Regions from separate parts of the Homo sapiens genome. Here region 1 is linked to region 2. A link is an interaction called in ENCODE POLR2A ChIA-PET data of the cell type or tissue named here. Cell type or tissue: Panc1. All regions are shown on one strand. Each heading gives the region's core, and the rest is flanking DNA. Links, peaks and the distances in the headings are about the cores only. Region 1 overlaps SLC35F4 (solute carrier family 35 member F4). Region 2 overlaps SLC35F4 (solute carrier family 35 member F4).

Region 1 (16,142 bases), core at 7,252-11,251, 62 kb before region 2:
TGGGAGAAGAGTGATGTGACTTATCTTACACAAAGATCAGTCTCACTGCTGTACTGGGACAGGGTGAAAACACCTAATTAGTATGTTATTGTGATAACGTAGGTGAGACATGATGGTGGCTTGAACCAGAGTTGTAGCACTAGAAGAAGAGAAAGGTGGTCAGAGTCTGCATATATTTGAAATTAGAGCCAATAGGGTACCCTGATAGATTGGATATGGTATCTGTAAGAAAGATAGGAGTAAAAAATGACTGCATCTTTTCTGGTTTGACTAAGTTTGAGTTGCCATCAGCTGAAGTGTGGAAGGTTTCAAGGTAGAGAAACTTTGGAAAGGGGTGGGGGGTGGATTGTCAGGGGATAAGGATAACGTTTTAGAGATACTAAATGTAATTGGAGATGTAGAGTAAGCTTAGAGTTCAGAGTAGATGTCTGATTGGAGATATAAATTAAGGATTTGCCAGTACTTGGGTGGTATTTAAGGCCTAAGACTGGATGAGACCTCCAAGGAATGAATGCATATAGAGAAGAGAAGAGGCAGAAGAATTGAATTTTGAGACATTCTGACATTAAGAGGTTCAGGAGAAGAAGAAAACCATCAAAGGAGATCAAGAAGGAGCATCCAGGGAGATAGGAGGAAAACCAGGAACATGTGTTACCCTGGAAGCCAGTAAATAAAGAGTTTGAAGGGGAAGAGTTTAGCTGAGTCCAATGCTATTGAAAGGTCAAGTAAAAAGAAGACCGATTGAATTTGACAATTAAAGGTCATGGGTGATCTTGACAAGAATGTTGACAAGAGCACATAAGGATAGATAAAATGGATTAGAATGTGTATAAGAGAGAATTAGAGGGAAGAATTGGAAACTGTGAGTATAGATGACTCTGCAAGGATTTTTGTGCAAAGGGGAGCAGAAGAAATGGAGGAAGCAGGCTCAAGAAAGTTTTTCTTTCTTTAAAGATTGGAGAAATAAGAGCAAGTCTGCATGCAAATGAGAATGATTCAATAGAGAAAGAAAAATTAATGAAGTTGGAGAGATAGTGTATGGAAACTAGTACACAAGAGAAGGGACATTGCCTTAGATAGGAACATGGATATAGGGTAAGGTGTGTGGGGCCCGTTTGGGAAAGTGTATAACTGAGATGGTGGGAGTCTGTTGAGGTTCTCTTCTGGTTGCTGCAGTCTTCTCCAAGTAGAAAGAGAGATCACCAAATGAGAGTGAGGATGGTGGAGGACATGGTAGAGGCTGGAGGATAGAGAAGGTATGAATAGTTAAAACAAATAGGGAGAGTGAATGGACTGGGGAAGTGCGCTCAGGTTGTCTGGCAGCCTTAAGGGTCCGTTTAAAGTTTTTGGTCACAAATTTAAAGTAAGACCAGCCAGTAGGTTGGCTCATTCATTAACACAGTAAAGGCATAGAACAAGTAGAGATAAGGATATAACCAGAGTTACAGATTATCCAATGGGTATTAAAAAATAGGGACAACGGAGTTGTATACAAAAGAGTTGTATTAATAAAATGATTGATCATGGAAATTAAACCTGGTAAGCAGAGAAGAGGAAATCTAGATAATTAGGGACAGGGAACAGATGGTAGGGTCCATGAATTAGAGGTCTCAGTAGAATCAAAGACTAGTGGAAGTTAGCTGGAAAGGTAGGAGGTGGTGGTTTGTATGCTATAAGAAATTTAATTCATTTCCATAAGTCAAATGAAAGGATAAATTCATTCATGTTTTATTGTATTCCATTATTGATATTTTTGGGGTGAGTATTCTTTTTTGTGTGTTTGTATAGGGAAACAGTGTGTTGATGTATGGTTGAATTAAACCCTAGTGGTTTGGAAATTAATTATATCCTTAAACCTGCCAGCAACTGGCTCTGAGACCTGGGACACCTCTTGGTGGACATGGATTTTCTTGTCTGTGAAAAAGAGAGTTGAAATCACTGTTTTAGAACAGCCATGCAGTAGGTCAGCTTTGACAGCTTTCCAAACAGTCCCACCTTCCCTGGAAAGGTATCAGTAAAGGAGTGCATTTACTTCGCCTCTCTTCACCCACCTTTGGTAAACAGTTGCCTCTCTTTGTTTTGTGCCTTTGTACCTGTTGGCCTTTTGTTTTTTCTATACTCCATTAGTGATCAGGTTCTATGATGGTTGTCTATTGGAAGCTGCAATTTGTAGTAAATATTTTCCCTTTTACTTGGGTACCAGCTCTGGTATCATCCCCATTTCAAAAAGAACTCTACCCGCTTCTGGCTCTCTTGGCTCTCTGGGTGCTTGGACGGCTGCTATGACTTAGCATTCCCCAAAGTTCTAGCTTCAGCTGTGTCCTCTCACTTTCTGCCTTCCCTGAGTGAGCTCATTTAATCCCATGGCATTACCATCTTTGGTGTGTCTGTAATTCTAGGCCCACTTTTTCTGAACCCACACCTGTATTTCAAAATTCCTTCGAACATTCTACCTGAATGTCCTCCAGTCATGTCACACATAAAACCAAAATCATCACTCTGTCCTTAAAATGTGCCTTTTCCTTCTCATTATGCATTTCAGCTTCTAATGTCTATATCAAACCAATTGTCCAAGCCAGAAACTCTGAGTTATCCTCAGCTTCTGCCCTTTCCCCTTGCCCTATAATCAGTTAATGAATCCTGTGCGTTTTACCCCAGATATGTGTTTTCCAGTCCTGCGATCACTGCCTTCTATCCATCGCATCTTTTGCCCAGCCTCAAGTCCTTCCAATCCAGCATACGCACCTTAAAAATATTTACTTCCCTACAGTGCAGATGTGTTCATCTCACACCCCTAATCAAATACCTGAAGTAATTTTTCACTTCTGTGGAATAAAGTCCAAATTACTTAGCATGCCACAATCTGAACCCAGCTTATATTGTTCTATTTTAGCACACATTTCTCCCCCCTACACCACAATCCTCTAATTGCCTAAGTAATACATGCTTAATGCAGAAAATCTGGAAGGCAGAGAGCAAAGGGAGATTAAAACAAAATTACTCATAATTCCACTACCAGAGATGATTAGTGTTAACATTTTGGTATATATCCTTTCAGTCTTTTTTATGCCCATGGACACACGCAAGTGGCTTTAATTTTGTACTGAACATTTATCTCGTTGGTCTATATTGTTTGTAATAACTTAAATTTTAGTGGATGCATATAGTCTTCCATATATGCGAGCACTTTAATCTACTTCGCCAATCACTAGTTGTTGAATTTTTAGTCCAGCTTTTCCTTTTATTTCTCTTGCTCTGTTTTCCTCCCTCTCTCTCTCTTCCTCCCCCTAAGCCCCCTTTCTTTTTAAGAGATAGGGTCTTACTCTGTCACCCAGGCTGGTAGTGCAGTGGTGCAATTATAGTTTACTGCAGCCTTAAACTCCTGGGCCCAAGCCATCCTCCCACCTCAGCCTCCTGAGTAGGACTACAGGTGCGTATCATCACACTCAGCTAATTAATTAATTTTTTTTTTTTTTTTTTAGAGATCAGGTTTTGCTATGTTGCCCAGGCTGGTCTCAAACTCCTTCAAGTGATCCTCCCACACCTCCCACCTCAGCCTCCTAAAGCACTGGGATTACAGGTGTGAGCTACTGCATTGGCCCAACTTTCCTTTTAGATCTTATATCCCATATGATCTTCGCACACTCTGGTCATAGTCTCATCATGCAGCTCATTGGTTCTTTTCTTTCTTTCTTTTTTTTATAGTAATTCTTTTTTTTCCTCCTTTTTTTAAAATTATACTTTAAGTTCTAGGGTACATGTGCACAATGTGCAGGTTTGTTACATATGTATACATGCGCCGTGTTGGTGTGCTGCACCCATTAACTCGTCATTTACATTAGGTATATCTCCTAATGCTATCCCTCCCCACTCCCCCAACCCCACAACAGGCCCTGGTGTGTGATGTTCCCCTTCCTGTGTCCAAGTGTTCTCATTGTTCAATTCCCACCTACGAGTGAGAACATGTAGTGTTTGGTTTTTTGTCCTTGCGATAGTTTGCTGAGAATGATGCTTTCCAGCTTCATCCATGTCCCTACAAAGGACATGAACTCATCCTTTTTGATGGCTTCATAGTATTCCATGGTGTATATGTGCCACATTTTCTTAATCCAGTCTATCATTTATGGACATTTGGGTTGGTTCCGAGTCTTTGCTATTGTGAATAGTGCCACAATAAACATACGTGTGCATGTGTCTTTATAGCAGCATGATTTATAATCCTTTGGGTATATACCCAGTAATGGGATGGCTGGGTCAAATGGTATTTCTAGTTCTAGATCCTTGAGGAATCACCACACTGTCTCCCACAATGGTTGAACTAGTTTACAGTCCCACCAACAGTGCAAAAGTGTTCCTATTTCTCCACATCCTCTCCAGCACCTGTTGTTTCCCAACTTTTTAATGATGGCCATTCTAACTGGTGTGAGATGGTATCTCACTGTGGTTTTGATTTGCATTTCTCTGATGGCCAGTGATGATGGCAGCTCATTGTTTTAATGACATTATTGTGCCCATGCTCTTTTGCTTCTCAGTGCTTTACTGCACTTTGGCCCCAGTGCTCCCTCTCTGTCTCCTTCATCACCCTGCAGAAAGCTCCTATTTATCTTTAGAAGTGCAGTTTAAATGTGCTGTCCTCTGTAAAGCTTCCCAAATGCCCCAGGCTGGCTAATCCTCCCTCTGTGCTCCTGTAATGCTGTGTATTCACCTCTGCTCCAGCATTTAGCACACTATTTTGGGCTTTTTGCTTTGCACAAAACTATCTCACCCATAGAGCTTGGGGAGAGCAGGGAATTTATCTTTATTTATTTTATTTTAGGCAAAGTGGTATATTTTGTTGCTCAATAAAGTTTATTGTGCTAACGAATGAAATATTTAGTTCCATTTGAAGAAATTAGAGAGATAATTATTTTCACACAGAAAAAGAAAGAGTACATGATGGTAGTAGTGATTAGAGAAAAAGAAAAAAAATACCAGCAATGAATGAATCAAATAGATGTACTTTAAAGAATGAGAATACACTAAATGGTGTTTTATGATCATTTTACCTGCCTGGTTGTAACTTCTGCATTTGTGCATCCTTACTTCCTTCTTAAGATTTTCTGTGCTTCAATGGGGGAAAAGGCAACTTTTTTTTTTTGAGATGAAGTCTTGGTGTGTTGCCCAGGCTGGAGTGCAATGGCATGATCTTGGCTCACTGCAACCTCCGCCTCCCAGGTTCAAGTGATTCTCCTGTCTCCACCTCCCGAGTAGCTGGGATTACAGGCATGCACCACCATGCCCAGCTAATTTTTGTATTTTTTAGTAGAGATGGGGTTTCACCATGTTGGCCGGGCTGGTCTCGAACTCCTGACCTCAGGTGATCCACCCGCCTCGTCTTTCCAAAGTGCTGGGATTACAGGCGTGAGCCACCGTGCCCGGCCAAGGAAAAGGCAATTTTTAAAAAACACAGAGTAGAATAAAGTTACTGAATCATAAGAAAGAAAATGTGGTTTCTCCTCTTTCTTCTTTTGAAGTTGTTAGTATTGATCTTCCTGGTACAATATTAATACTGTATAACTCTTATGCACTTTCACTGGAACAAGTTATGAAATTCTCTATTACTAGTGAAATAAGTGCAATAAATATCTATCCTTGTTCATATTATGTTTATACCCTGAGAGTAAGATTTGTGCCTCTTTATGTATGAGAGGAAGTGTTTTGTAAACAGTAACAAATAAGTACCATTAATATGTGGTTTTGAGAAGTATTTTGTAATATGGTTTTAAACTAGAACACATAAGGTCTATGTTAATACTAAATATCGTTGTATATGTTATTGATGGTAGATAGTGTGGTAGTTTTTACAGAGTTTATTCTGATGTGTATTTTGCATTTAAAATATAAATTTACATATAAACTGGATATTTGTAATGCAAAATACTACTTTCACTAGCTAATACTTGGATTTAACATTAAATTTTAGATGTACCTTATTTTGAAAGCCTATCTAAGACCTGGTTTGTGGCTACAAGGTCTAATGCAAAGACCACAAACTTTGGCAACAGAAAGACCTAGGTCTATACTCCTGCTATGCTACTTGCTAGCCATGTTTTTAACATACTTTAAGTTCTGGGGTACATGTGCAGAATGTGCAGTTTTGTTACATAGCTATACATGTGCCATGGTGGTTTGCTGCACCCATCAACCCATTACCTACATTAGGTATTTCTCCTAATGCTAGCTCCCCCACCCCCTGACATGCCCCCTGAGCATGGTGGTGCATGCCTGTAATCCCAGCTACTCGGGAGGTAGAGACAGGAGAATCACTTGAACCTGGGAGGCGGAGGTTACAGTGAGCCAAGACCATGCCATTGCACTCCAGCCTGGGCAACACAGCAACCCCCGACAGTGTGTGATGTTCCCTGCCTTGTGTCCATGTGTTCTCATTGTTCAACTCTCACTTATGAGTGAGAACATGTGGTGTTTGTTTTTCTGTTCTTGTGATAGTTTGCTGAGAATGATAGTTTCCAGCTTCATCCATGTCCCTGAAAAGGACATGAACTCATCCTTTTTGATGGCTGCATAGTATTCCATGGTTTATATGTGCCACATTTTCTTAAACCAGTCTATCATTGATGGACATTTGGGTTGGTTCCAAGTCTTTGCTAATGTGCATAGTGCCACAATAAATACACGTGTGTGTAAGTCTTTATAGTAGAATGACTTATAATCTTTTGGGTATATACCCAATAATGGGATTCCTAGGTCAAATGGTATTTCTAGTTCTAGATCCTTGAGGAATCGCCACACTGTCTTCCACAATGGTTGAACTAATTTACACTCCCACTAACAGTGTAAAAGCATTCCTATTTCTCCAGATCCTCTCCAGCACCTGTTGTTTCCTGACTTTTAAATGATCGCCATTCTAACTGGTGTGAGATGCTATCTCATTGTGGTTTTGATTTGCATTTCTCTAATGACCAGTGATGGTGAGCATTTTTTCATATGTTTCTTGGCTGCATAAATGTCTTCTTTTGAGAAGTGTCTGTTCATATTCTTTGCCCACTTTTTGATGGGTTTGTTTGTTTTTTTTTCTTGTAAATTTGTTTAAGTTCTTTGTAGATTCTGGTTATTAGTCCTTTGTCAGGTGGATAGATTGCAAAAATTTTCTCCCATTCTGTAGGTTGCCTGTTTACTCTGATGATAGTTTCTTTAACTTCCTCTCAGATCAACAGTTTTGTTCCTATAAAATGGGAATGATAATAGTTGCCTCACAGGTAGTTGAGAGGATTATGTAAGATAATGTTTATTGAGTGTCTGGAACAACATCCAGTTCAATGTATGGAAGCTGTTATAATTATGAGGAAATGAATAGAATCAGTTTTATGACTTCAAAGAACCATGCTCACTTTTTGCTTGTAAGTAAATGGCTTACCATTTATTTTTTGGTCATACCCATAATTGTATTTTAAATTGTTGTTATTAAAAATTATGCTACAGCAATTTAAACACAAGTATAAATTGTCCAAGTTCACAATGGTTTTTATTTTTGGTTGTTACTTTCTACTCTTTACCAATTTCTGGCTTGTCTAGTGCTAAAACAGAAAGGGACGGTTCTACCTGGATTGCCTCTTGGCATAGCTTATTTAAAATGGGCTGGAAGCCATCTGTGATGAGGTGATTCCAAATGGACTGAACTAAAAGAGATGAGGCAAATCGACAGCCAGTGAGTGGCAGAATGGGTCTACATGTCTGCAGATGCATGCAGGTACTCAGGCACCAAAATAGGGTGAAGTTGGGAGAGAGGTAGCAGGGAAAGGTGGAATCTCAGCTGAAGATGGATAGCTTGGGTAGGATGGGGTGAAGATGGGATAGTGAGGGCAAACAGGTGGGGAGGAAATGAAGGCTGAGGGTTAATTCGGGAATGTCCATTGGAAGTAGCATTGTTCCTTTCATACATGGAGTGTTAAAAAGACAGTTCTTTTTTTAGCTATGTATGTAGCCACAAATGTAACAGACAGCCTATTTTATGTTCTTTTTTTAAAAATATATCATTATGTTACAAACGTATTTACATGTTTCTACATAGTCTTTGGAGTTATAATTTTTTTTTAAAAATTATAAAGCATTTAACTACTTCAAGACACAGAGAAATATAAAGAAGAAGGGAAATAATCTTGTTACCCTAACACAAGTACTGTTATTTTGGTTAATTCCTTTCCAGTTTTCCTAAGGCATACAGGACTTCATTTCTTGATTTATTGAGAAATATAAACTGTAGTGTAGTTACAATACAATTTTTTGTCCTGCTTTTTTTCCCACCTAACATTTCAGGATAAGCATTTTTTCACTGATTTTCATTTATCTGCTTTGAGAGGCTGGAATTGGATTCTCCTTTCAAGGATTTTGGCTTAAAGAATTTGGCAAGCTGGTTCTATGCCATTTGAGACTATGTAAAATGGAAAGATGTGGAGTATTAGTGATGGTTTGTTTGGTTTCTAGTCACAAGACTCCACTTGAACTAGCTGAAGCAAAATGGGAGCTATTGAAAAGACACCGGGGAGTCTCTCATGGGTTTGAAGGGGAGGGGTAAGATGGTATAGGCTGAAATCAGGTCCTGGAGGGCTGTGGGGAGAACAGGAAGACTTCTTGCTCTGTCTTTCATCTCTTTTTCTCTGGCACATGCTCCCCATTCTTGTCTCTTGCTTCAGGCTGGCTTTCTCTATTTCCTTGTCCAAATGGTCGAAAATAGCCACTGCCAGCAGTTCCAGCGTTTACGTGTCCTCTATTCAAGAGAGCAGACAGATTGAGCGAGAATCTCTTACTTCTAAATCCAGATTCCTGGGGAAAGAGACATTTTGGCCCAATTTATATCACATGCACACTCTTGACCCTATTGATGGTGGCGGTTTGGAGCAGGGTCAAGTTTCCCAATCATGGCTGCCAGAGGCCCTCTCCTGTAACCCTATTGACTGTATGAGGGAAGAGATGATAGTTTAGAGAAACAGGGCAATTGGTTTGACACTTAACTTAATAGCTATTTGGTTCACAGAACATTGCATTTTTTATATCAAATTATAGGCTTCAATCAAGATTCCATCTTTTCTCTCTTCTGGCCCTGAGAGCCCTTAGAGTGAATCTAGATAATATGTAATGAACTTATAGATACTGTATCATCCTAGAAACTGAGAAAATCCAAGTGTCTATTTAGAGTATAAGTCCTTGAGAATTCTGTTTAAGAGTGCCCATCTAGCACTGCAGACTACTTGTTAAGCTTCATTGAAGTGCCACTGGTTACATCAAGTTTGGAAAACGTATTTCTTTTTCTAGGTCAGATAGGGCAATACAACAGGTCTTTCCGATTCAATGTACAGTAATTGAGGATGACATTTAACATGGTATATTTAAACAGAGATTGAACATTACACTATCCTGCAGTCTGAGGTTTGCTATATTTAGACCTAGGCTAATGCCAAGATGGCACTAGTGAGATGTCAGTAATGGTTTCATGGTACTGAAAACCAGACATAAGAAGAATTCTTTATGCCTTGTGAAGCAGAGATTCCTAAGAGCGTTAGAGCCTTCAGGTTTTTCCTGCTAATATCTTACTAAACTCCAAGTCATGTGCCTTTGGTATCTATTTTGTGTTTTTGTTGAAGCCCATGTTCAGTTATAGGCATTCTAGAGGACAGATCCAAATCCAGTGAGTTGGAGGCTATTGAGGCACCATCTTCCCTGCTGGAGTTATGGTGACAGGGTCTGAAGAAGCGGTACTGCATCTAAAGTGACATTATTATTCCCACAGACTTTTTAGAACAAAGGTGCTTAGAAGTTAAGAACTTTTTGAAAATTGCAAGTGCTTGAAGCTGGAACTGCTTGTCTTGTTCCTTTCTAGTCCACATCTGTGTAGGAACCATGATCACCTTTCAGAAGCATTCACTGGATCATGCCATTCCTCTGGTTAAAGTCGTTAGTGGCCTCCTGTATTTCTTTGGAAAACTATAAAACTCTGAACGCAGCTTATAAGATCTTACAAGGTCTGATTCTTTAGCTGCCACCACACTTTCATGACCTTATTATGTTTTGGTTTTACTGGTTCCTGTTCCAGGCTCTTTCATTCATCTAAGATGATGAACAAGCTCTCCCCTCTTCCTGGTGGTGTGACCTGTCTGGCCCCTCAACATTCCTCAGGTCTCATATTAAGTGCCACCACCTCTGAGAGCCCTTTCCAGCTTTGCACCTCTATCATCTCATGTACTTTTTCTTTATAGCACTTACCACAAGTGGCTAATGCAATTTATGTTCACTTTTGTAACTGTTTAATGCTTTTCTGCCCATTAGATTCTTATGTCCCTAAGAGTAGGTAGGGATGGATCTATTTCGTTCAGCACCGTATGACCAGCACAAAGAACAATGCTTGGGCACTCCATAAATATTGGCTGGATGAGTGATTAAGCCTTGTTGAAAATATCAAATAGGCTTCTTTTTTCCAAGATAATATTTTTCTTTGGAATGTTTTTAAATTTTTCAGAAAAGTTGCAATGATAATACAGAGAGTTCCCGTAACCCCTCACTCAGCTTCCTCACTCAGTTAACACTTTTCATTAGCATGGTACATTTGCCAGAAATGAAGAAACCAACACTGGTGCGTTATAATTAATTAAACTCTAGATTTTATTTGGATTTCACCAGTTTTTCAATTAAGGTTCTCATTCTGTTCTAAGACCCAATCCAGAGTACCAGATTGCATTTACTTGTCATGTCTCTCAGGTAGGCTTTTAGTGCATTAAACTTGAAAAGTTCAATTTTATAGGAACTTCCTGGCACACATTTTAGGGCTTGGATCAGATTACATTTGAAAATTTAACTGCTAGTTTTCAAGGTGACTAAGGATTAAATTGATGTTTGACTTGACATCATAATTGCATACTAGTTTAGAGACTGTTTTACAGTGTATAACAGTGGTTTCTAGCATTTCTATGTTTAACATGTTGGAGATACAGAAATCTTTGAAAATCTGATCTATGAACTACTCACCTATCCCCCAAATGCACATATACACCAAACATTTTCATGCAGTTTATTACATTGGAAGTTTACTTCACAAGTACAGGCTATAAAATAATTCCACTGAGTTTTATCTATTTTTAAATTTCATAATAATGTATGCAAAATTTAATGGTAATATCTGGAAGATGGAAATAATTTAAATTTGTTAAAATATAAGTGAACTTTAGTTTTATTTAAAGGTAAATTTTAGTGAGAAAGCTCTTGTGGTTGGACTAATAAAAAGCTAAAATTTTGCAGTGGTCTTAGGCATGACAATGTGCATGACACCCAGTTTTCTTCAATGTGCTGGGAGTCTTAACACCTTCTAAAAATGTTGACTCACAAGGATATGAGATAGCAAATGAAATTAGAGATCTACTAGCTTTTTTGCAGGAAGAGGGTGGACATGTTTCAAGAAATGCCAGATTTCCTGATCCTACAAGTTGAATTAATGTCATATTATTTCATTAGTATTCAAGTCAATGAGATCATCCTTGAGGCAAGGCCTCAAAAACCATCCATGCAGTCTTTGTCTACAAGAAAAGAATGATGAATCCGTTTCAATGTTAAGGTCATCCAAGCAGAATTGTCCTTCAAACATATCCTGCAGTATACCTAGGTACCCTTGGATTGTTGGTCTACAGAGAAGACATTTTATGACACATCGTCACTCTGGATCCTTAGTTTTCTGAGAAACAGTGTTTCCAAAAGAACTTGCAGTTTCCAGCTGCATTATAATGGTGACTGTGAAGCTTTAAATGAAAAAAAGTATCATGTTATATCCATAAAGTAAGAAAAGCTATGAATCAGTTTCTCCTTACTGAATTGTTCTATGAATGGGCTTCCTTTTTTTCTCAAAAGTGATACAAATGTCTTCCCAAATGCCAGTTAAAGATTTCAATCATGGTTTCCAGAAGCAAAGCAGCTTCTAGGTAGTGAAGAAGAACTCCACATTTTCTTGATTAAAAACAAAATTCTTGAGGAGGTGATAATTTTGACCCTGGCTCTAATGGAGTTGACTTTTACTTTCAAGACAGTAGAATAGGTTTCTTGTAGGATTACTGACAGTATTTCAGGTGCCACTACATGCTGATGTGTAAGGCAGCAAGTCATATTAATGTGCAAAACTACTTTCATTTCCAAAGCAGCACAACCTACTTTTCTCCCCAAGTACAGTTTTGCTTGACGTTGCAACTTTTCATGTGTCCTAAAAGGCTTACAGAATAGATTTTATTTTTCAATGACATTCATATACACATACAGAGAGTCAGGAGTTAGAAATATTGTGAGATATCTGGTTGTTTGCTGAGGGGAAATTAGCATAGTGGCTGGTATCTTCAATATTTGCATCTAAATTATGGCAAATGGGCAGGTTTGGGGAGATAGTTTTATTTGATAAAGGCACTGCTTCCATCTTTATCTGTGGCTCCAGACTGCAAACCAGTGTATCCTTTACCAAGACGTACTGGTTTCCAAAGTTTCCTCAGGGGTGTGTGTGTGTATTCTTTTGCTTGACAGTCAGTTAGAATGTGATAGTCAGTTAGAAAGTAAAGAAAGCTCTGCTTATATTGGCTTAAGCAGTATGAATTTGAGAGGTATGGTTTCTGATGTAATGGCTGATGCTGTAATGAAGTACACAGGTTCTAACCTTTTCTCTCCTGTTTTCTATCCCTTTGTCTATATGTTGTACTTTATTTTTAAACTCTTCTATTAAGTTTTTCACTTCAAGTTTTATTAAAGTTTTAGTAGCTCTTTTGTTTTCTGAATATTTCTCTTAAAAATATAGCATTTTATTCTTGTTTTATGGATAGAATATCTTCTCTTATCTCCTTAAGGATATTAATACTATATTTTACAAAGTTTTCTTCCCCTGAATGGTCTGTTTCCTCCAAGTTGTTTTAAAATTTAAAAAAAAATTTTTGTGGGCTGGGCTTGGTGGCTCATGCCTATAATCCCAGCACTTTGGGAGGCCGAGGCAGGTGGATCACCTGAGGTCGAGAGTACGAGACCAGCCTGGCCAACATGGCGAAACCCCATCTCTACTAAAAATACAAAAACTAGCTGGGCATGGTGGCGCATGCCTATAATCCCAGCTACTATGGGGGCTGAGGCAGCAGGATCGCTTGAACCCAGGAGGCGGAGGTTGCAGTGAGCTCGAGATCATGCCACTGCACTCCAGCCTGGGCAACAACAACAACAAAATTGTTAGTCAGTATTCTTGGATATGTTGTGATTCTTTTTTATGTGCTTATATTCTAGAGTGAAGGACTCAAAAACTGTTTATAATCTGTGAGAATGGCTGAAGTGGTCAAGAACTATGAAGGGTCTGGCATTATATACCACTTTCAAATTATCAAGTTAGCATGCTACAGTTTCACAGATGCTGGCAAAAGACATGAGACTCTTGGGTCAGATTCAAAGGACTTTATTACTCACACTCCAGCAGGCAGCATGAATTTCATGTTTATGTTGGTTCCCCTTGCTCCCCAAGTTCCACGGGGACAATATGAAGTAACCAAGGTGGATCCTCAGCATGTATAGTAGGTTTGTGTGACAGTCGAGGAATCCTGAGCTTAGAAAATGCCAATCATTTATAACGGCCTACAAACAAACCTACCCAATGTTTGCCCCAGAAAGAGATGTTAGCAAACAAACCTGCCTTCTGTTTTTGAGGGAAACTTTATTTCTACCCTTCAAATCTGTTGCTTATCCAGGCTCTTGAAGCAATAGTTCAGAACAAAAAGCTGTCAGTGCCTGCACATGATATGTGGAAATGCAGGAAAGACTCATGGAGAATCATCTCCCAAAAGAGCTTGTCTATGATGACTCTACCGTTAATCAGCTGGGCTTTTTCCTTGGGAACCTTCAATATCGTTTTCTTAAGATCTGCTCCCTTGGCTCATAGAAGGCTTTTTGAATCTCCTGGCTTACCACCAGCATTCTGACAGTCAAGTAGGAAAGAAACCTGGGAGCCTCAGTGGGCAGCGTATACAGATTCACTCAATTCTTCCATGATTTTGGTATAGCACCGCAGTCTTCAACCATGCCTGGTGTCTCTGTAGAGTTTTGTTTGAGCATCTTCGGAGAATAAACCTCTGCCCTTTGCCAGGGTGAAGGGAGGTATAGTCAAATGCTGAATGAGGGTGGGGATTAAGAAGCCATAATGTTCCTTAAACAGGCTTACACAAGACTGCTGATTTTAGCCTTATTTATAGCAGTAACTGGTGCCACAATTTCCAGGCTTTGAGAAATTCTGCGTGGTAAATTAAACTAATTTCCATTTTCTCTACCCTCAATTTAGGTTTCAGTTTTCTCAGGCCTGACAAGTCATTTACTACTTTCTGGCTCCTAAAATTTTATAATTATCTTCTTTCCTGATTCTTCCGTTTTTATGGATTTATGCCTTTAAAATACATTCATCGTTATTTTAGTGAAACTTCCTGAATGAGCAAATACAGATGTTTGTATTCAATCTGTCATCTTTCAGATAGAATCATTGCACTTTCTGTTTTTATTACTCAGTATCTTCCAACTTTTACTACATTTACTGTAAACTAAGATAAATGGCATATTCATAGTGGCAGAGTACATTATTTTTATTTTCTCTCAGTGAGAAGCTACTTTAGATGTCACAACATGGGGGAAAATAATATTGTGCATTATCTGTTTCTTGATCTGACTGTTGGTTACATTGATACGTTTATGAAAATGTCATCGAGCTGTACACATAAGGTTTATGCACTTTTCTGTATGTATGTTATATTGTAATAAAACATTTACACTGAAAATTATACCTCACATGACCTTGTATTATAGGATATCATGGTATCCTGGCCCATTTTACCTTTGTTTATAATGAAACACTGAATTATAACTTAATCTGAAGAAAATATTTTTCAAATTTTCAAAGTAACAGAAGATAAAGAATTTTCAAAGTAACAGAAGATAAAGAATTACTTTTGTGTGTGTTTCCAGTTTACTAGCCCCTGAATGCCTTCTCTTATCCCTTACCAGTATAAGAAAAGTGGTTCTCAAGTTGCTGCTTATTAGAAACATCTGGGAGTGAAAAAAAATCCCAAGGCACAGCTTGCATTCCATACCAGTTAAAACAGACTACTGGGATTGAAACCCAGGCATCAGTACTTTTTAAAGCTCCAAGGAGATCCCAAAGAGCAGCCAAAACTATGAACAAGGGTCTAGGGCAGCATGTCTCAAACTATCTGGTTCTTTACCTAGCCAGTTTCTGTTTTTACATTTCCAAAACTCTGGCAAAATTAACAAAAATGAAATAGTAGAAAACATAATTATGCACTGAAATATTATAGTAGTGTCAACTTGCTATAAATATTTCTCAGTGATTACTCTCAATTTCTATATTTGTCATGGTCTGGTAACAGTTCATGGCCAGGACTATCTGCAGAGTGCACTTTGAGTAGCACTAGCTGTGGATAATCTGTCGCTTTCCTAGAACAAGCTGGGTATCCATATATTCCCTTCTCTGTTGCAAGAGTCTGTTTGGAGATTGAGGAGGGTTTAGGCTGGGGCCTATGGTATGTACTCTCACTAACTCTCTGAAACCCCCTGACACATTTAATCTCACTCTGATGCATTTCTGAGCTCTCAAAGCATGGGATAACGTCACTGTTAATAACTCATGAGTTTATTTTAGATTTTCCAAGTTTTGTTTCCCATCAGCCATATTAATTCAAGAAAAATTCTTGGCTACTAAAGTCTTGGCATGTGATCTCATGTATCTTAGTAGTGGATATGAACTTTAAGTTCTGTATACAAGTGAATTTCAGGGAAAAATTCACTAAAGACTCTCAGGAACAAAAATTGATTTTGTTTTCAATGATTTTGCACTATATGCTAAAATGCAATGAAAATTGTCCTGTGACTTGGGCTAGAATCTCGGAAAAACGACTGTTATTTCATTCAGGGGCCTATGGAGGCTGCCTGGTTTGTTTGTTTGTTTGTTTCAGGACTGAATAATCTGCTAACCAAACACACTTGGCCCAATATTCAGGCAACATGGAAATTTATCCTTGTGGAAGGAATCCCACTGGGTTTATGACTCATGGAATGGAAAAAGAGGTTTGGAATTGGCAGGATCT
Region 2 (16,142 bases), core at 5,144-9,143:
TTGTATATTTTCCCTCTGGCAATGGCAGGAGGTTAGGAGAGCAACCCAAATGCACAAGCACATTTTATGTCTCTACTTTGTATTACTTTCACTAATATCCTGTTGGTCATAGTGAGTCACGTGGCCAAGTCCAAGATTAAGGGATGGGGAAGTACCTTCCCCATACTGTCAAGATATATGGCAAGGATATAAACTATTACAGGGGAGTGACAAATTGAGAGCAAGAATTCTACTTATCACCCAGTGTTTCATGTTTTGTTTGGAGTTTACAAATTTCTTCTCAGTTAACTTCCATTTTTATAAGACATCTGGTCTTTTCTGTGCATTTTTAAATGCCTTTTTCATCATGGACCCTTCTTCCTCAGTAGATTTATATACGTTTTAGGTGCATAGAATACTCCTAAGCTACTTTTCATAGACTGTTTGAGCTGGAAGGTACTTCAGAGTTTTAATTCTATTATTTTACAGATAAGGAACTGAAGTCCAAAGAGATGAGGTGACTGGCAGAAGAATACACAGCTAGTCAGTGACAATATATTTTAATGGGCAAAGCGGGGATGAGGACATTCTACAGTTCCTTTCCCTTTTGACCCAGCTGTCCTATCTCATTCTGTGCCTCATGAATAATCCCAATGCTACTTCCCAGGAGGAATCCAGCTGGCCTGGCTACATTGGAAATGCTAAAAACAGAATCATAAATTACCTGGGGCAGAGGGAACATGAATGAATCCTGCCCGCAAATTGCCCAGCAGGCAGCAAGTGTCCATCCTCTGCTAGCAGAGGTGATGGAACATGGGACTGCTAGACTATGGATAAGATTCACAGATCTTCTGAATGTCAAGGTTACTGAGGGTGCCTTTTAAAAATGGTTTTATGAATCCTGGAAGTTGCCAAGAGGTTATAGCAAAAGATTTTGTGTGCATTTTGGGGCATGCTTCTGAAAGCTGTTCTGTGTAGGAAGGAGCCCTGAAATTAGAAAGTTTTAGCTGATTTGTGCATGTGCAAATGCAAATTAATGTCCTTGCATATTTTCACTGAGTGGCAAGAGCACATTCACCTTGTTAGTGTTTACAAAATTGTTAATATTTTAATTAATGTCACCTGTCATCTGAGATTCCCAGTGAAACTGAATACTTCATTAACACTGGATAATATTCATTGAGGGTTTGTGTGTATGTGTGTTTGTGTGCAAGTGTGTGCTCATGTGAACTCCTTAGCTTGATGTTTAACTGCTTCATTGGTTTCCTTCCATCTGCTATGGCCAGGAGCCAGCTATGCCTACTTATTTCATTCTGCATGTGTAGTACTTTAGAATGACACTATTTACATGAGAATTTAAATAAATGTTTTTAAGAGGAAGAACTAAAATTCAATGTTTTGCTGCTAGAGGAGTTCCTTTCACTACCTACTCTGCTCTTAATGCTTTTATTTATGACTTTTAATATTTTTAATTTATGTGTATTTGAAACAAGTTGCACAAGCAGAAATATGTTATCTTCCTGTTACCTGAAAATACAATTGTTTGACTGTGACTATAAAAAGATTGTATACAAATTTTAATTCACAGGTCAGATTAGATGCAGTTTGTTCTTTAACTGAGGTAATCAAGCAAAGTTCCACAAATCTGGTGAAAATAGATTGATTATGTTTCAGATATAAAAACCTGTAATATAGGGGTAGATGAAAGTTTTGAAATGAAAAGTCATTCTAAAAGTTGTTCATAAAGACATATGCACACATATGTTCATCACAGCACTATTCACAATGACAGAGACATGGAATCAACCTAGATGCCCATTAATGGTGGACTGGGTAAAGAAAATGAGGTATATGTACCATGGAATACTATGCAGCCATATAGAAGAATGAAATAATGTTCTTTGCAGCAACATTGATATAGCCAGAGGCCATTATCCTAATTGAATTAATGCAGGAACAGAAAACCAAACACTGCATGTTCTTATTTATAAGTGGGAGCTAAACATTGAGTACATATGGACACAAGGAAACAAGTGACACTGAGGCCTACTTGAGGGTGGAGGGTGGGAGGTGGGCGAGGATTGAAAAACTAGGTATTGGGTACTATGCTTACTACCTGAGTGCTGAAATAATTTGTACACCAAACCCTAGTAACATGCAATTTGCCCATGTAACAAACCTGCATATGTACCCCCAAACCTAATATAAAGGTTGGAAGGAAAAAAAAGTGAAAGATGTCTATTATTAATTTTTAAATTATTCGTAAGTTCATCATATAAATATTTTTATACTAGAATATATATCATTTTCATTTATTTAATTCTGTTTGGAAATCAGCTTTATATTTCCATGTGTTATTTTTTCAAAGGAGTTTTTGCCATCTACTGGCTTCTAGTCCATTGGATTTCTGGGTGACTTTCCTGTAGCTGATAGTTCTAACTGAATGTATAATGCTATAACATGACTGATTTAGAAATTTTTATTATATTGGATCAATACATAAGCAGACTGGCTAAATGATTTGAATATGTAAAGTTGGCCAGAAATTCTGATGACTTCGATATGTTCAGTTAGGTTGTTGGGTGGCGAGCTCTTGAATTATTTTTCCTTCCTTATGCACATTAGGTTCTTAGTGAATGGTTCCTAAATAAGTGAAGTCTTTTCAGCTTCTTCTAGACTACCAGGGAGAAACTTGAAGGCTGAGCACATATGTGAAAGTCATAGACAGAACAAAAACTTTTAAGTTTGTTTACCAAGATTTTTCTATTTTTCCATCGATCCAAACCTAGTAAATATTCTGCTTTGTCTGTATATACAAACTGACTAGGAAGGGATATGATTACATTTAATGAAAATATTAGCTACTAACATTTATTGAATATATGCAAAGTCCCAACATCTGTGATAAGCACACATTAGCTCATTTAAATCCTAGTTACAACCTTTTGAGGAAGGGAGCTAATTTTATCTCTAACATACAGATGAGGAAAATTTGGCTTCCAGAGATGGGTGTAATTTGTTCACAGCTATATAAGTAATAATTGATGGAGCAGGAATTCAAAACCCATCTTCTGAATTCCACCAGCATCTTCAAGATTTCTGAAGGTCTTTTCATTAATCTCCAAAACCAGTACATATAATAGTTGAATGCTCAAAAGGTCAGTTTTTTTTCCCAGAAGTATGTTTTACTTGGACTCATGAAGCACCTATTTTCGAGTCGTTTCATTTACATATTATTTGCAGGGTACTACAGTCATAGCATTTATAGAACACACCCAAAGAAGCAGTTTTGTCCCAGGTCAAGTGGCCAGAATGATGAATGACATTGGAAATCTAAAAGAAGTTCAAACCCAAAGCATGAATTAAAATGAACAGAATGGGCCTACAGACCCATTCAGTAGTCAAGGCTACTATAAAAGAGAAAGTAGAAAAAGAACAAGTTTGCTTTTCACCACATCTGTGCTATTATCTATTAATTTTTGACTTGTTAATAATGGTCATTCTGGCTGAGGTAAGGTGGTATCTCATTGTGATTCTAATTTGCATTTCCCTGATGATTAGTGATGTTGAACATTTTTTCATATGTTTGTTGGCCATTTGTATATCTTCTTGTGAGAAATGTCTGTTTATGTTGTTTGCCCACTTTTTCTTGGGATTATTTTTTCTTGCTGGTTTCTCTGAGTTCCTTGTCAATTCTGAACATTAGTCTTTTGTCAGATGTATAGTTTGCAGATATTTTCTCCCATTCTGTAGGTTGTGTGTTTACTCTGTTGAATATTTCTTTTGCTGTGCAGAAGTTTTTAGCTTAGTTTGGTCTTACTTATTTTTGTTGCATTTGTTTTTGGGGTCTTAGTCATAACTTCTTTGCCTATGCCAATGTCCAGAAGAGTTTTCCCTAGGTTTTCTTCTAGAATTTTTATGGCTTGGGGTTTTAAATTTAAGTCTTTAACATATCTCAAGCTAATTTTTTATATGATGAAAGATAGGAATCTAGTTTTATTCTTCTGCATTCTTCTACAATTTTCCCAGCACCATTTATTGAATAGCATGTCCTTTCCTCAATTTGTGTTTTTGTGTGCTTTGTCGAAGATCAGTTAGTTGTAAGTATTTGGCTTTATTTCTGGGTTATCTATTCTGTTCTATTGGTCTATGTGAATGCTTATACACTGGTTTACACAGAGAATGTAAATTAGTACAACCTTTATGGAAAACAGTATGGAGATTTCTCAAAGAACCAAAAGTAAATCTATCATTCAATCCAGCAATTCCACTGCTGGGAAATCTACCCAAAGGAAAAGGAGTCATTATATCAAAAAGACACCTGGACACATATGTTTATTGCAGCACAAATGACAATTACAAAGATATAGAATCAACAATATGAACGGATAAAGAAAATTTGGTATACATATACCATGAAATATGACTCAGCCATAAAAAATAATTAAATAATGTCTTTTGCAGCAATTTGGATGGAACTGGAGGCCATTATCCTGAGTAACTCAGGAACAGAAAACCAAATACCAAATGTTCTTACCTATAAGTGAGAGCTAAGCTATGGGTATGCAAAAGCATACAGGACAGTTTGATGGACATTGGAGGCTCAGAAGGTAGAAGGGTAAGAGTGTGGTGAGGGATAAAAAATTACCTATTTGGTACAACATTCAGGTGATGGGTGCACTAAAAGCCCAGTCTTCACCACTGTACAGTTTCATCCATGTAACCAAAAACCACTTGTACCCCTAAAGCAATTGAAAAAAAAAAAATAAAAGTTTTTAAAAAATGAGCATAAAAAAGGTGGAGCAGGTGTTATTTTTCTCAGATTCACCCCTTTACTATTAATTCTTTTGCATTCTGTTACTCAGAGGAGCCTGGGCACATTTTCAGGATTTGGTAAGTTTTGTGATAAGACGAGGTTAGGCCTTTGGAGAATTTTCTTCTGTGTTTTCTAGACACCAGTTTCTAATATTTTGGTTTTGTTTTTTAAGTTACACCCCTTAATTTTGCTGAGTGCTTTTAATTTAAAAAGTTTTTTTAATGTATTCCATTTTAATAAAATACACTTAATTATAGGTTTATATGATTTAATTTTTCTCATAGGTTTTTCAGGTACAGGTGGTGTTTGGTTACATGAGTAAATTCTTTAGTGGTGATTTCTGAGATTTCGGTACACCCATCACCAAGCAATGAACACGGCACCCAGTGTGTAGTCTTTTATCCCTCACCCCCCTCCCACCTTTCCCCTTGAGTCCCCAGAGTCCATTATCATTCTTATGCCTTTGTGTCCTCATAGCTTAACTCCCACTTATAAGTGAGAACACACGATGTTTGGTTTTCCATATCTGAGTGACTTCACTTAGAATAATGGTCTCCAACACCATCCAGGTTGTTGCCAATGCCATTATTTCATTCCTTTTTATGGCTGAGTAGTATTCCATGGTATGTGTGTGCATATATACATATATATATCACATTTTCTTTATCCACTCATTGGTTGATGGGCATTTAGGCTGGTTCCATATTGTTGCAGTTGCAAATTGTGCTGCTATAAACATGTATGTGCAAGTGTCTTTTTCATGTAGTGACTTATTTTCCTCTGGGTAGATACCCAGTAGTGGGATTGATGGATCAAATGGTAGTTCTACTTTTAGTTATTTCAGGAATCTTCACACTGTTTTCCATAGTGGCTGCACTAGTTTACATTCCTACCAGCAGTGTAGAAGGGTTCACTGATCACCACATCCATGCCAATATCTACTGTTTTTTATTTTTTGATTATAGATATTCTTGCAGGAGTGAGGTAGTATCGCATTGTCATTTTGATTTGCATTTCCCTGATCATTAGTGATGTTGAGCATTTTTTCATATGTTTCTGGCCATTCATATATCTTCCTTTTTTTTTAAATTATACTTTAAGTTCTGGGATACATGTGCAGAAAGTGCAGGTTTGTTACATAGGTACACATGTGCCATGGTGGTTTGCTGCCCCCATCAACCCGTCATTTACATTAGGTATTTCTCTAATGCTATCCCTCCCCTTGCCCCCCACCCTCCAACAAGCCCCAGTGTGTGATGTTCCCCTCCCTGTACCCATACGTTCTCATTGGTCAACTCCCACTTATGAGTGAGAACATGTGGTGTTTAGTTTTCTGTTCCTGTGTCAGTTTGCTGAGAATGATGGTTTCCAGCTTTATCCATGTCCCTGCAAAGGGCATGAACTCATCTTTTTTTATAGCTGCATAGTATTCTACGGTGTATATGTGCCCCATTTTCTTTATCCAGTCTATCTTTAATGGGCATTTGGGTTGGTTCCAAGTCTTTGCTATTGTGAATAGTGCTGTAGTAAATATACATGTGCATGTGTTTTATAATCCTTTGGGTATATACCCAGTAATGGGATTGCTGGGTCAAATGGTATTTCTAGTTCTAGATCCTTGAGGAATCACCACACTGTCGTCCACAATGGTTGAACTAATTTACACTCCTGCCAACAGTGTATAAGCATTCCTCTTTCTCCACATCCTCTCCAGCATCTGTTGTTTCCTGACTTTTTAATGATCGCCATTCTAACTGGTATGAGATGGTATTTCATTGTGGTTTTGATTTGCATGTATCTAATGAGCAGTGATGATGAGTTTTCTTTCACATGTTTGTTGGCCATAAATATCTTCTTTTGAAAAGTGTTCATATCCTTTGTCCATTTTTTGATGGGGTTGTTTGTTTTTTTTCTTGTAAATTTGTTTAACTTCCCTGTAGACTGTGGATATTAGACCTTTGTCAGATGAATAGACTGCAAAATTTCTCTCCCATTCTGTAGATTGCCTGTTCACTCCGATGATAGTTTCTTTAGCTGTGCAAAAGCTCTTTAGTTTAATTAGATCCCATTTGTCAATTTTGGCTTTTGTTGCCATTGCTTTTGGTGTTTTAGTCATGAAGTCTTTGCCCATGACTATGTCCTGAATGGTATTGCCTAGCTTTTCTTCTAGGGTTTTTATGGTTTTAGGTCTTATGTTTAAATCTTTAATCCATCTTGAGTTAATTTTTGTATAAAGTGTAAGGAATGGGTCCAGTTTCAGTTTTCCGCATACGGCTAGCCAGTTTTCCCAGCACCATTTATTAAATAGGGAATCCTTTCCCCATTGCATTTTTTGTCAGGTTTGTCAAAGATCAGATGGTTGTAGATTTGTGGTGTTATTTCTGAGGCCTCTGTTCTGTTCCATTGGTCTATATGACATTTTTGGTACCAGTACCATGCTGTTTTGGTTGCTGTAGCCCTGTGGTATAGTTTGAAGTCAGGTAGTGTGATGCCTCCAGCTTGTTCTTTTCGCTTAGGATTGTCTTGGCTATGTGGGCTCTTTTTTGATTCTACATTAAATTTAAAGTAGTTTTTTCCAATTCTGTGAAGAAAGTCAATGGTAGCTTGATGAGAAGAGCATCGAATCTGTAAATTACTTTGGGCAGTATGGCCATTTTCACAGTATTGATTCTTCCCATCCACGAGCATGAAATGTTTTTCTATTTGTTTGTGTCCTCTCTTATTTTCTTGAGCAGTGGTTTGTAGTTTTCATTGAAGAGGTCCTTCACATCACTTGTAAGTTGTATTCCTAGGTATTTTTTTCTCTTTGCAGCAATTATGAATGGGAGTTCACTCATGATTTGTCTCTCTATTATTGTTGTATAGGAATTCTTGTGATTTTTGCATATTGATTTTGTATCCTGAGACTTTGCTGAAGTTGCTTATCAGCTTAAGGAGTTTTTGGTCTGAGATGATGGGATTTTCTAAATATACTATCATGTCATCTGCAAACAGAGATAATTTGACTTCCTCTCTTCCTATGTGAATACCATTTTTCTTTCTCTTGCCTGATTGCCCTGGCCAGAACTTCCAATAACATGTTGAATAGGAGTGGTGAGAAAGGGCATCCTTGTCTTATGCCACTTTTCAAAGGGAATCCTTCCAGTTTTTGCCCATTCAGTATGATATTGGCTGTGGGTTTGTCATAAATGGCTCTTATTATTTTGAGGCAAGTTTCATCAGTACCTAGTTTCTTGAGTGTTTTAGCATGAAGCAGTGCTGAATTTTATCAAAGGCCTTTTCTGCATCTATGGAGATAATAATATGGTTTTTGCCATTGGTTCTGTTTATGTGATGCATTACATTGATTGATGTGTGTATGTTGAACCAGCCTTGCATTCCAGGGATGAAGCCAACTTGATAATGGTGGATAAGCTTTTTGATGTGCTGCTGGATTCAGTTTGCCAGTATTTTATTGAGAATTTTCACATTGATATTCATCAGGCATGTTGGTCTGAAATTTTATTTTTGGTTGTGTCTCTGCCAGGTTTTGATATCAGGATGATTCTGTCCTCATAAAATGAGTTAGGGAGGAATCCCTCTTTTTCTGTTGTTTGGAATAGTTTCAAAAGGAATGGTACCAGCTCCTCTTTGTACTTCTGGTAAAATTCAGCTGTGAATCCATCTGGTCCGGGGCTTTTTTTGGTTGGTAGGCTATTAATTACTGCCTCAATTTCAGAACTTGTTATTGATCTATTGAGGGATTGGACTTCTTCCTGGTTTAGTCTTGGGAGGGTGTATGTGTCCAGGAATTTATCCATTTCTTCTAGATTTTCTAGTTTATTTGCATAGAAGTGTTTATGGTATTCTCTGATGATAGTTTGTATTTCTGTGAGATCAGTGGTGATCTCCCCTTTATCATTTTTTATTGCATCTATTTGATTCTCCTCTCTTTTCTTCTTTATTAGGCTGGCTAGTGGTCTATTTCATTAATCTTTTCAAAAAACCAGCTCCTGGATTCATTGATTTTTTGAAGGGTTTTGTGTGTCTCTATCTCCTTCAGTTCTGCTCTGATCTTAGTTACTTCTTTTCTGCTAGCTTTTGAATTTCTTTGCTCTAGTTCTTTTAATTGTGATGTTAGGTTGTCGATTTTAGATCTGTCCCACTTTCTCATGTAGGCATTTAGTGCTACAAGTTTCCCTCTAAACACTGCTTTAGCTGTGTCCCAGAGATTCTGGTACACTTTATCTTTGTTCTCATTGGGTTCAAAGAGCTTATTTATTTCTGCCTTCATTTCGTTATGTACCCAGTAGTCATTCAGGAGCAGGTTGTTTAGTTTTCATGTAGTTGTGCGGTTTTGAGTGAGTTTCTGGATCCTGAGTTCTAATTTGATTACACTGTGGTCTGACAGACTGTTTTGATTTCCGTTCTTTTGCATTTGTCGAGGAGCGTTTGACTTCCAATTATGTGGTCAATTTTAGAATAAATGCTATGTGGTGCTCAGAAGAATGTCTATTCTGTTGATTTGGGGTCGAGAGTCCTGTAGATGTCTGTTAGATCCACAACAGCAAATTATTTAATTTCCATGTATTTGTATAGTTTTAAAAGTTCCTTTTGGAGTTAATTTCCAGTTTTATTCCACTGTGGTCTGACAGAGTGCTTGATGTGATTTCAATTTCCTTAAATTTATTGAGACTCATTTTATGGCCTATCATATGGTCTATCTTGGAGAAAGTTCCATGCACTGTTTAATAGAATGTGTATTCTGTGGTTGTTGGATGAAATGTTCTGTATATATTTGCTAAGTCCATTTGTTCCAAAGTATAGTTAAATCCATTGTTTCTTCATTGACTTTCTGTCTTGATGACCTGTCTAGTGCTGTCGGTGGAGTATTGATGTCCCCCACTATTACTGTGTTGCTGTCTATCTCATTTCTTAGGTCTATTAGTAATTGTTTTATAAATTTGGGAGCTCCAGTGTTAGGTGCACATATGTTTAGGATTGTGGCATTTTCCTGTTGGACAAGGCCTTTTACCATTATATAATGTCCCTCCTTGTCTCTTTTAACTGCTGTTGCTTTAAAGTTTGTTTTGTCTAAGAACAGCTACCCGTGCTTGTTTTGGTGTCCATTTGCATGAAAAGCCTTTTTCCACCCCTTTGCTTTAAGTCTATGTGAGTCCTTATGTGTTAGGTGAGTCTCCTAAGGGAGCAGATAGTTGGTTGGTGAGTTCTTATCCATTCTGCAGTTCTGTATCTTTTAAGTGGAGCATTTAGACCATTTACATTCAATGTTAGTATTGAAATAAGAGGTACCATCACATTCATCCAGCTCTTTGTTGCGTGTGTACTTTGGTTTTTTGTTTTGCTTTTTAACTTGTATTTTTGTTTTATAGGTCCTGTGTGATTTATTCTTTAAAGAGGTTCTGTTTTGATGTGTTTCCAGGATTTGTTTCAAGATTTAGAGCTCCTTTTTGCAATTCTTGTAGTCGTGGCTTGGTAATAGCGAATTCTCTCAGGATTTGTTTGGCTGGAAAAGACTATCTTTCCTTCATATATGAAGGTTAGTTTTACTGAATACAAAATTCTTGGCTGATAATTGTTTTGTTTGAGGAGATTGAAGATAGGCCCCAATCCCTTCTAGCTTGTAGCGTTTCTGTTGAGAAATCTGATGTTAATCTGATAGGTTTTTCTTTATAGGTTACCTGGTGCTTCTGTCTCACAGCTCTTAAGATTCTTTCCTTCATCTTAACTTTGAATAACCTGATGACATTGTGATCAGGCAATCTTTTTACGATGAATTTCCCAGGTGTTCTTTGTGCTTCTTGTGTTTGGATGACTAGGTCTCTAGCAAGGCTGGGGATGTTTTCCTCAATTATTCCCCCAAATATGTTTTCCAAGCTTTTAGAATTCTCTTCTTCTTCAGGAACACCGATTATTCTTAGGTTTGGTCGTTTAACATAATCCCAGACTACTTAGAGGCTTTGTTCATGTTTTCTTTTTCTTTTTTCTTTGTCTTTGTTGGATTGGGTTAGTTTGAAGACTTTGTCTTGAGCTCTGAATTTCTTTCTTCCACTTGTTCAGTTCTATTGCTGAGACTTTCCAGAGCATTTCACATTTCTAAGAGTGTATCCAAAGTTTCTCGAATTTTTGCTTTGTTCTTTAAGCTCTCTATTTCCTTGAATATTTCTCCCTTCACTTCTTGTATCGTTTTTTGGATTTCCTTGCACTGGGCTTCACCTTTCTCTGGTGCCTCCCTGATTAGCTTAATAACTAACCTCCTGAATTCTTCTTCAGGCAAATCTGGGATCTCTTCTTGGTTTGGGTCCATTGCTGCTGAACTAATATGATTGTTGAGGGGTGCTGAAGAGCCATGTTTTGTCATATTACCAGGGTTGGTTTTCTGGTTCCTTCTCATTTGGGCAGGCTCTGTCAGAGGGAAGGTCTAGGGCTGAAGGCTGTTCAGATTCTTTTGACCCATGGAATGTTCCCTTGATGTAGTACTCTCCCTGTTTTCCTAAGTATGAGGCTTCCTGTGAGCTGAACTGCAGTGATCGTTGTCTCTCTTCTGGGTCTAGCCACTCAGTGAGTCTACCTGGCTCCGGGCTGGTACTGGGCATTGTCTGCATAGAGTCCTGTGATGTGAACCATCTATGGACCTCCCAGCCAGGATACCTGCACCTGTTCTGTGGACATGACAAGGGAGTGCAATGGACTCCGTGAGGGTTCTTAGCTTTGGTGGTTTAATGCTCGGTTTTTGTGCCAGTTGGCCTCCTGTGAGGAGGTGGCACTTTCCAGAGAGCATCAGCTGTAGTAGTGTGGAGAGGGACCAGCAGTGGGCGGGGCCGTAGAACTCCCAAGATTATATGCCCTTTGTCTTCTGCTACCAGGGTGGATAGGGAAGGACCATTAGGTGGGGGCAGGGCTAGACATATCTGAGCTCAGACACTCATTGGGCGGATCTTGCTGCAGCTGCTGTGAGGTATGGGAGTGAGGTTCCTAAGTCACCGCAGTTGTGTACCTAGGAGAATTATGGCTGCCTCTGCTGAGTCATGCAGGTTGTCAGGGAAGTGAAGGAAATCCAGCACTCATAGCCCTCACCCAGCTCCCACGCAAACTGAAGGCCAGTCTCACTCCCACTGTGCCCTACCCCCAACAGCCCTGAGTTTATTTCCAGGCAGAGGGTGAGGGGGGCTTGAAAACTTGCCCCAGGTTACCCGTCTTCCAGCTGCCAAAGAAAAGGCCTTGGTTCTTCCCCTGCCTGTGGAGTCTGCACACTGGATTTGCGCCCTCCCCCAGGTTCTGGCCAGGAGGCTTCTTGCCCCATTCAAATTGTTACCAAGTTCAGCTAGAGAATTCCTTCTCCCTGCAGAGTCTTACCCCTGCTTCTCTGGCCACCCTCCCAATGGATCCCTGTGGTACTAGGCAGGAATTGCCTGCCAGGGGACCCAGAAAGCTCCCAGGGCGTTTCTGCTGCTTCCTCTTCCCCAGTATTTCACTCAGCTCTCTAAATGGACTCAGCTCCAGGTAAAGTCAGAAACTTTTCCTGCAAACAGACCTTCAGGTTCTCCAGTAGGGGTGTGCATTTGGGAGAGGAGGGTCTCCCTTCCCCACTTCTGCAGTTGGGGCACTCACAGTATTTGGGGTGTCTCCTGGGTCCTGTATGAGCAGTCTGCTTCCTTCAGAGGGTCTGTGGGTCCTCTCGGGATTGCTGGTTTGTTCTTACAGTTATCTGGAGCTAAAATTCACAACACAAGCCTCCGCATACTGCTCTGTACAGAACTGCAATGTAGTCCTGCCTTACTGAGTGCTTTTTAAAAGTAATTTATGTACTACTGTCTCATTTCATTGTCAGGGGAAGCAGGCAGGGGTGCCGTGCAATGGAGGGCTCGATTATCTATCATCAAGGAGAGAAGTTTGTTGCCCTTGGCCAAGAGTCAGTGTGATACCATAGCTGCCATCTGGGTTAAATTATGATATCTGGCACCATGACAGAGATATTTCATGTAGTATAAACTTCAGGTAACCGAGGCTTAATTTTTAATCATCAAAATATTTAAACCATAGCTGACCTTTGCACAGGCAGGGGTTAGAGGCACAAACTCCCTGTGCAGTCAAAAATCTATGACTTTTGACTTCTTCACAACTTAACCACTAATAGCCTACTGTTGGCTGGAAGCCTTACCAATAATATGAACTGTCAGTTAACATAAAATGTATATGTTATGTGTATTATATAGAGTATTCTTACAATAAGGTAGAGAAAAAATGTTATTAAGAAAAGCATAAGGAAGAGAAAACATCCCACTCTTCATTAAGTGGAAGTGGATCATTGTAAAGGTCTTTAACCTCATCATCTTCATGTTGAGCAGGCTGAGGAGGAAGAGGACAAGGAGGGGTTGGTATTGCTGTCTCATGGGTGGCAGAGGTGGAAGGGGAGGCAAGAGAGTTAGGTATACTTGGTGTAACTTTATAAAAATGCATCGTTATTTTTGTTTGACTTTTTTCTTTCTCATTTCCCTAAAAATGTTTCTTGTTTTGTTGTGTTTGAAGAGACAGAGTCTCTGTTACCCAGGCTAGAGTGCAGTGGTGAAATCATAGCTTACTGCAGCGTCAACCTCCTGGGCGCAAGAGATTCTCCCAGCACAGCCTCCCAAGTAGCTGGGACTACAGGCACGCCCCTGACTAAGAAAAAATTTTTTTTATAGAGACAGGATCTTACCATGTAGCCCAGGCTGGTCTTGACCTATTAGCCTCAAGCAATCCTCCTGCCTTGGCCTCCCAAAGTGTTGTAATTACAGGCATGAGCCAGTACACCCAGCCCTAAAAATGTTTCTATATGGTACTAATCCTTCTTCTACCATCTAATTTAGTTTCAGTGCCTGTACCACACAAAAGGTCTATGTTGTAAAAGAAGTTAAAAGCAGTCTTGAATAATTGGGACCCTTTAGCCAGATTGTCTAAAATCATTTTTTTTCTGGCACTGCTTCTTCTATGTCTTTCTCATTCTCTAGCACTGGTTTGGAAGCACTCATCTCCATCATGTCATCTTCAGTTAATTCCTCTGGTGTGATACCTATTAGCTCTTCAGTTTCTCCAATACACACATCTTGAAACCCTTCACTAATCACTTTTTTGCCATTTCCATATCTTTTTCATTATTTCCTTGATTAGCTCTGTCATAAATCCTGTGAAGTCATACAAAACATCAGACAGTTTTTTCAGCAGGAATTTATTGTTTTGAGCTTGATGGCCTTCACAACTTTTTCTATATCAACGACAGCATCTTCTATAATGTAATCCTAGATTTTTATTATCTTCTCTCTGTCAGGGTTCTCTTCCATAGTGTTGACAATCTTTCATAGAATATCTTGTGTAATGAGCCTTAAAGATTCTTATGACCCACTGATCTAAAGGCTGAATTAGAGATGTTGTGTTTAGGGGCAAATAGACAACAATCTTTGATTTTTGAACTCATGAGATTCTGGGTGGCTGGGCCATTGTCTTATGTCAAAAGGACTTTAAAGGGTCATCCCATGCTGGCAAGGTGCTTCCTGACTTCAGAGACAAAGCATCAATGGAGCAACCCAGAAAAATGGTTCTTATTGTCCAGGCCTTGTTGCACAATCAAAAGATTGGCTGCTGGGTGTTTGTATTTTCCCTTCAAACTTCTGGAGTTAGCAACTTTATTGATAAGGGGTGTCCTGATGATAAACCCAACTACATTTGCACAAAACAGTAGAGTTAGCCCATTCCTTCCTGCCTTAAATCCTGGTGCTCGCTTCTCTTTCTTACTAATAAATGTCCTTTGTGGCATTTTTTTTTCCAGAATAGGAGACTGTTGTCTGCATTATAAACGTGTTCAGACAGTTATCCTTTTTCTTCAATAATTTTCTTAGTGGCATCTGGGAACTCTCTGCTGCCTCTTGGTGGACAGAAGCTGCTTGATATTTTAAAAAATTGTTAAACCATCCTTTGCTGACATTAAATCCTCCAGCTTTAGATACTTCATCTTCCTTTTGCTTTAAGTTGTCATATAATGACCACTTTTTCTCACATCATATTAGAGTCTACAGGTATACTTTTTGGATAGCAATCCTCCACCCACATAAAAGCAGCATTTTTAATATGATTTTAAAAGGTAACTTGCAAAAAATGCAAGGTTTTCATGGCTGCTGGTATAGCTGCAGCAACAGCTTCACACATTTCCCCTCCCTCCCAGCTCCCTTCCTTCCTTCCTTTTTTACAATTGTCCTTATTCAGGATTCATTTATCTTGAGATAGCCGGCAACCACAGCTGCAGACTTCAATTTATGCCACATTTCAAGCAATTCAACTTTATTTTTGTAATGTCATGACTTTTCTCTGCTTCTTGGGAGCACTTCCAGCATCACTAGTGGCACTTTATATGGTTCTAATGGTGTTATTCAAAGTTTATGGTATTGCACTAAACACATTGCAAAATGTGTGTGAACTGGGAGAGATCAGTTTTTTACTGTCATACACAATTTACTGGAGGACAAACTGCTTACGCAGGGTGTTTTAAGCAGATGCTGACAACACTTGAGCTCACAGCAACAGCAGCCAGAGGTGGCTACAAAATCATTACTGTAGTACAGTATGTACTAAAGTTAGTTTTATGCAGTTACAATTTAATGCTCTGTCTTTATTTACATGCTCTTAACTGCAAACACCACCATGTATGGTCTCTGTTTACCCATAGATTTTAATAAATTTTAACTTTGCATAGCATATTTGTGTACGTTTTATGGTGTTAAATGTCCAAATAGACTAGTATCTACATATATTTTATACATTCATGACATGCCTTTTTCTTTTTTTTTTGATATTTCTAGGCTACTCAGTTTTTCTGGGAGTTTTTCAAATTGTTGCAAATGTTCAAAAATTTCCCAGTATATTGAAAAAAAATCCATGTATAAGGGGATGTGTGAAGTTCAAACTCATTATTGCTCAAGGGCCAACTGTACTTGCACTCATTTGGGTAAATGTAACTGACTCATATAAATTAATTCTGATAACATTTCTAAAATATGTCTTACAGATTACTCTGTTAGTGATGAATATGTTAAACTGTCCTTGATAACTAAAAGGTAATTGTGATAAACATTTTTTTACTTGTACTACTTTCTTTTTAAAAAACTTTTAGGTTCAGGGGTACATGTGCAGGTTTGTTATATAGGTAAACTTGTGTCATGGGGGTTTGATATACAGATTACTTTATCACCCAGGTATTAAACCTAGTAACCAATAGTTATTTTTTCTGCTCTTCTCCCTCCTCCCAACCTGGACCCTCAGGTAGACTCTAGTGTCTGTTGTTCCTCTCTTTGTGTCCATGTGTTCTCATCATTTA

Evidence for each region. ChIA-PET counts read pairs that join two places held together with the same protein. Peaks named below come from ENCODE experiments on the same cell type or tissue, not always from the same donor. Only the 100,000 strongest peaks of a DNase experiment are listed, where the experiment ranks them.
Region 1: POLR2A ChIA-PET joins it to region 2 with 18 read pairs; 2 of 35 experiments call an interaction of 5 or more read pairs at or near these places.

The regions. Positions count from the first base shown.
Region 1 is chr14:57,846,272-57,862,413 of GRCh38, reverse strand. All of the region lies in intron 1 of SLC35F4 (solute carrier family 35 member F4), which reads left to right. Among named protein-coding and RNA genes, the nearest start is that of SLC35F4, 12 kb to the left of the region's middle. In Panc1, for the core only: no CTCF peak of the experiment used is centred there; no DNase peak of the experiment used is centred there; H3K27ac peaks cover 619 bases.
Region 2 is chr14:57,781,854-57,797,995 of GRCh38, reverse strand. The region is part of intron 1 of SLC35F4 (solute carrier family 35 member F4); the gene reads left to right. Among named protein-coding and RNA genes, the nearest start is that of SLC35F4, 76 kb to the left of the region's middle. RefSeq lists enhancers at 11,508-12,007, 11,399-12,598. In Panc1, for the core only: no CTCF peak of the experiment used is centred there; no DNase peak of the experiment used is centred there.